Regions from separate parts of the Homo sapiens genome. Here region 2 is linked to region 1. A link is an interaction called in ENCODE POLR2A ChIA-PET data of the cell type or tissue named here. Cell type or tissue: HepG2. All regions are shown on one strand. Links, peaks and the distances in the headings refer to the core of each region. The heading gives the core; the rest is flanking DNA. Region 1 overlaps LINC02937 (long intergenic non-protein coding RNA 2937). Region 2 has its middle 17 kb from the start of NFIL3.

Evidence for each region. Peaks named below come from ENCODE experiments on the same cell type or tissue, not always from the same donor. Only the 100,000 strongest peaks of a DNase experiment are listed, where the experiment ranks them.
Region 2: POLR2A ChIA-PET joins it to region 1 with 5 read pairs; 3 of 35 experiments call an interaction of 5 or more read pairs at or near these places.

The regions. Positions count from the first base shown.
Region 1 is chr9:91,088,303-91,091,211 of GRCh38, reverse strand. The region is part of intron 5 of LINC02937 (long intergenic non-protein coding RNA 2937); the gene reads left to right. Among named protein-coding and RNA genes, the nearest start is that of LINC00484, 29 kb to the left of the region's middle. In HepG2, for the core only: a CTCF peak has its summit at 1,392; a DNase peak (open chromatin) is centred at 1,371.
Region 2 is chr9:91,405,400-91,408,308 of GRCh38, reverse strand. No RefSeq gene overlaps it. Among named protein-coding and RNA genes, the nearest start is that of NFIL3, 17 kb to the left of the region's middle. In HepG2, for the core only: no CTCF peak of the experiment used is centred there; a DNase peak (open chromatin) is centred at 1,238.

The DNA of each region.
Region 1 (2,909 bases), core at 291-2,790:
CCTGGGCTCAAGTGATTCTCATGCCTCGTCAGGCTCCGGAGCAACTAAAATTACAGGTGTTTGCCACCATGCCCGACTACTTTTTGTATTTTTAGTAGAGATGGGGTTTCGCCATGTTGGCCAGGGTGGTCTCGAACTCCTGACCTCAAGTGTTCTGTCTGCCTCAGCCTCCTAAAGTGCTGGGATTACAGGAGTGAGCCACCGTGACTGGCCCCTCATGGTGAGTTTTGGAACAGTAACCTCAGGATTCACCTGTCTACCTGTGTGCATGGAGGAAGGTGTGTTCAGGGCCAGCCGGCATGGCAGGGCATGTGTTTTTTGACCTCACCTCCTCTCCAGGTGGGAACTGCGGTGTGGTTGGTGTCACTGCTGTGCTGCCTTTTCTGTGTTCGCATGAAAGAGAAGGAAGGAGGAAGAGACAGGAGGTGGCTTACCTGGGCATTCTGCTCAGGGGATGGGGTCACCAGGACTTTTTCAGCAGAACTTCCTCCACCAGTTCCTCTCTCAGTGACAATCCTCACCCTACATGGGGTTTCTGATCTGGGTAGTAAGCCTGCACTCTGCAGCTGCCCAGAGGTCCATCTAAGAACATGCACCTTGTGATCAGCTTCTTGAAGGCCCCAGTGGGGCTTCTAAGTGGCCACCACCTTCTCGATACCCATCAGCTTTCAGTGCCACCCTGTAACTTGCTTGATGTTCTGCAGAGCTGCCAATGACTGGCCAGACAGCTAGGGAGCCCTGCAGAGTACCATGACCCAGGTCACCAGGTCACCCCTCTGTCCTGGCTGATCATCCTTGTGATGGTCATCTAACCTGGCAATAGGTTATATGACCTGGCAACAGGGGTTATAGAAAAAATGCTCCCCACTCAGTTGATGGCATGTTTTATACCCAGTGATGCCTGTGTTTACAAGAGCAGAGTTGATGAATAAGCCTGTGCTGACCTCCATGGGGAGACGGCCGGTTTTTGAGGCTCAGGACACCTTCTATTTGTTGTGGACACCTGGCCCCGCGTGCCTCCCTGCTCTGCATTTTGTAGTAGCAGCCCAGTGTCGGCTGAGACATTAGCCCTTAAAGCATGCCCTCTTTTGGGAAATGAACTGCTAGTTGGCTTGAAGGTAGGAGGCTGGAGCAGCTGCTGATTTAAATGTCATCAAAGTCTCAGGACACTCATGTAGCAGGCTAACATTTATGTAGGAGTAACAACCGGATGGATATAGTCAGGGCAATATCTTCAGGAGGGAATGTGCAGTTTTCTTCTGGTTAAGCTCTAGAATTACTGCCACTTTATTTGTTTAGGAAGCATCAGAAAAAGGGCGACTGAAACATCGTTGGTCATCCTGTGGAGTGAGAGCTTGATGCCACTGCCTGCTGAAGTGCACCCTCTCTTGGCGAAGGCACACTCTGAAGCCAAATGCACTCTCATCTCTTTGAAGAGTCCCCTTCTCTTCTTACTAAATGTGAGCTTGGGAGGACCTCTCCCTCCTGCAGAGTGCTGGAGACAGGTTTCCCAGAAGAGCCATCTTCTTCAGCAACATTTTCTTTTCCTGTGTAATCAGAGCCCTGCAGGAGCTTAATGCAAAGGAGAGAGAATTACACTTTACAGCAGTAGTTCATGCATGGTTTCTGTAGCTGGGGGCTGTGCAGGCCGTTTGCTCCCAAGCTGTAGTATTCTGGGGAAAGGTGTCAAAGTGAGGCTCGTGGGCTTGTGCTGTCAAGGGGCTAAATTGATCAAATCCCTCCAAATACTGATACATTGAAGAGGAGAAATCTTGCCTCTCTGCAAAGCTGGCCCCAAATGTCACTGTCCATTGCTGTGACAGGGGACCTGGTAGATGCAGGGCATCCACTTAGAGGAAGGTGGCACCCCTGAGGTCCTTCAGGGGGACATTTGAATAGGGTGGTCCTGAACTTTGGCAAAAGGACTTAGGTGTGAGCTGAAGTGTGCTGCTGGGAGGACTGTCCTTGCATCTGCAAAGGCCTGTCTACTCTCAGTCGCTGCCTAGCCCTGTCTGCCTCCTGCAACAGCAGGAAGATGCCATGAAAGAGGCATGGTGCCTTCATTCACCCACCTGAGTGAGCTGGGTCTCCCAAGAGTCTCCTCTGTAGGCACATGACTACTTTGAGAGGGCAAAGGGAATTGTCCTGGCTTTAGGGGGATTCAGGACTGAGGGAGGATGATCAGAGAGAGCGATGAAGACATATGGCTTCTCTTGAGGCAGAGCTCATGGGCTGAGAGCTTCAGTAAGAAGAGCAAGAGGCCCTGTAAAGAGATGAGATTACATCACAAAAGGACATGATGAGAACGAACGCATGAATTCTGATTTCCAAGACATTGGCAGATAAATAAAAAAGAGAATCACCTTTATTGAAACTAGAATTTCTGGTTTGAAAGATGGAACAGTACAAGCCTCTCATAAAACAGAGCCAAGACAGCAAGTCAGTGGGAAATTCTGAGCAAGAAGATGAGAGATGCCAGGACCAGAATGCCAGACAAAGATATCAGGAATCTGGTATGGAGAAGGGAACAGATGGACAAGCAATAATTAAGGCACCAGCACAAGAAGACCACCCCGTGGGGGAGAAAGACTTGACTTCTCACTCTGAGAAGTCTCACTGAGACTAGAAGACTCAACATGAAAAAATGTTGATTGTCCCCAAACTGATCTATAGATTGAATTGTAATTCCAATCAAAATGCTGATAGGATTGTTTGTAGATATGAACAAGCTTCTTCTAAAACGTATGTGGAAAAACAAAGGAACCAGAATAGCTAAAACTGTTTTGAAAACAAATAAAGATGGAGGAATCACACTACTCAATTTTAAGATATTATTTAGCCCTAATAATTAAGACAGTGGAACATTGGAAAAGGGGCAGACATACCAATGGAACAGAAGTCAGAAAGTC
Region 2 (2,909 bases), core at 95-2,594, 320 kb before region 1:
GTGGACCAAGTGCTTCTGTTGCAATGCCTGTGACTGGCATCTGCCTCTGCGTCTGGGATGGGGTGGGGTTGGGGGAAAGTTGCGGGGGTTGGTAGGTGGGCTGGGTGTTAGTCAGGCACAGCTTTCTCCAGAGATAACTGCTCACCGAAGCCCTCTTCAGAATCGTCTCTTTCCACACTGACCTCTTTTCTATTCTAGAAGTGGGTAAAAGACTTGAGCAGTCCTGGAACTGGTGCAGAGTGACAGTGACTCAGCCCTCACTTCTCACCCGCATCTCACGTTGGCAGGGAGGCAAAATGCAGGCAGGAAGAGCCCAAGGGTAGCATCCCGTTTTAGGTGCCTGTAGTCTGTGACTCTCCGCTTTGAGCACAAGCCTGATTTTTGATATGCTAAGTTTCCTGCACTTTCATATTTTTAAAAAGTATGGTGCCTTGTATTAAAGGCACTGCCAGTAACACACACACACAGGCCATCCACTTTGTCCTTTTTGCCACAGGGGTCACTTTCCTCTCTGAAATCTCCTGGCTCTTAGGGAAATGTGCTGCCTGGCTCTGCTCTTGGCCTTCTCTCTCCAGTATTTTACTAGTGGCTGGGTGAAGCCCAGAGGCAGACTCTTCTCATTTATAAGTGAAAGTTATAAAGCAGGGAAGGAGAGCTAAAATATCCGATGGGAGTCAGGATCCAAAAGCCTTTGACGGCCTAGATGGGTAGGATGAATCTAACAACACGAAATATAATAGGGATACAATGTAAAGCCAGGTTCTTACATTAAAAAAAAAAAAAAAGCAACTATCCAAATTCACAACCGGGAGAAAAATAATAAAATAACTACATTTTTTTTTTTTTTCTGAGATGGAGTCTCGCTCTGTCACCCAGGCTGGAGTGCAGTGGCTCCATCTCTGCTCACTGCAAGCTCCGCCTCCTGGGTTCACACCATTCTCCTGCCTCAGCCTCCCGAGTAGCTGTGACTACAGGCGCCCACCACCACGCCCGGCTAATTTTTTGTATTTTTAATAGAGATGGGGTTTCACCATGTTAGCCAGGATGGTCTCGATCTCCTGACGTCGTGATCCGCCTGCCTCAGCCTCCCAAAGTGCTGGGATTACAGGCGTGAGCCACCACGCCCGGCCTAAAATAACTACATTTTTAAAAATGAGTTTTAGTTCCCTCAAGCTTACTAAGAGTCAACAACAGTGGAATGTTGGGTTGTGTCAATGCAAATAGCATTCCAAGCACGGGTGGCTGTCCTCCGTACCTGGGGTGCACGCTTGATAAGAGGTGCAACAGCAGACATTCCAAAAGACAAAGTACTAAGAAAACTATTGGTAAATTGTCCAAAAAGGGATGAACCTTACACTCTGGGCTACTGAAAGGGAGAATAAGTAGATAATAGCAAGAAAGGTAAATCTCGAGTAGTTTTTTTTTAGGAAGAACTTTGATCTCTCAGAGCAGTGAAGAAGCAAACAGCACCTTCCCCAGTAATCTGTGAATATTGGCGCTCATGGTGTGTAGCACACTCAGATATCACCATTTGAACTCTTTTCCTTAGCCTTCTTTTGCCTTTTCATTTCAAGGATCTAAGTTATCATTGGGATCATTTTTAAATGTGACCCCTCGTGGCCGGGGGTGGTGGCTCACGCCTATAATCCCAGCACTTTGGGAGGCCTAGGTGGGAGAATTGCTTGAGTCCAGGAGTTTGAGCCAAGAATGGGCAACATAGTGAGATCCTGTCACTACCCCCACCCCCAAAACCTCCCCAAAATTAGCTGGGTATGGTGGCACATGCCTGTAGTCCTAACTCTGCAGGAGGCTGAGGAGGGAGGATCGCTCAAGCCCAGGAGTTCTAGGCTGTAGTGAGCTGCAATGGCACAACTGCACCCCAGACTGGGCAACAGAGCAAGACCTTACTTATCGCCCCCCCCCCCCAAAAAAAATGTAACTCCTTAGGAATAAAAGGAATATCATAAACAAGCAATTCCAATCCCACTAGAGACCAAAGAAACGCAAAGTAAAATTACACCGTGATACTTTGGTTTCATGATGTCAACCAACCAAACACCACCGCCTCTCCTTCCCACTCACAGAGCCCCCAAGAATGAGAGAAAATGTGTTTAAAACCAAATAAATGTATAACTATATTCAAAAATAAGAAACACAAACCTCAGAGCTCCAGAAGGTTTAAGAATTCCCAGCAAGGTGGCTATCCGGCAGGCCTAGATAGTGAGAGGAAGCTGCGGTCAGTCACAACCCGAGAAAGCTCCCACTGGGTTCCGCCCCAGTGACTGAACAGGAGAGCCCTGTGGGGAACCTGAGTGATCCTCAGGGGCATTGGCTGGGCGAGGACACAGCAGCCACAGCCACCAGCCAGGCCAATCGCAGTGGGGAGCAGCGCAGGGCAGAGTCGGCGGCCGGGGGCGGGGGTGGTTGGGGTGGCCTGCGCCCTGGTAGCCCACAGCGCCCCTGTGCAGTGCACGCATGCGCATGCGCCCCGCGGGAAGGCTGCACAGCTGCATAGCCATCTTGTGCCCATTGTTTGGCCTTTTTTGATTTTCGGTTTTTCATTGTTGTGCCCATTTTTATAAAGAGGAATGCTGAGACTCTGAGAGGTTGACTTGTCGAAACTCTCCCAGCTGGCCATGAAAAGCAGCGGTCAGGTCAGGCACTTTGTTCTTCCCCCGATATACCCGGGAAATGAGACTAAGGCGTCTCTCCAACCTGCATGAGAAAAGGAAGGAGTCCAAGGGAGTATCCAAAGTGACTTTGCTCTGTCAATCAGTAAAACTGCTGTCTAAGCATCTACTTGTATAGATATATAATAACTGTGTAATAACTTTATTCTTTTTTGTCCTCAACCAGCAAACATTCCCAAATTAAAACAGCCCCCATCAGCGTAGGTCTTCCATTGCTCA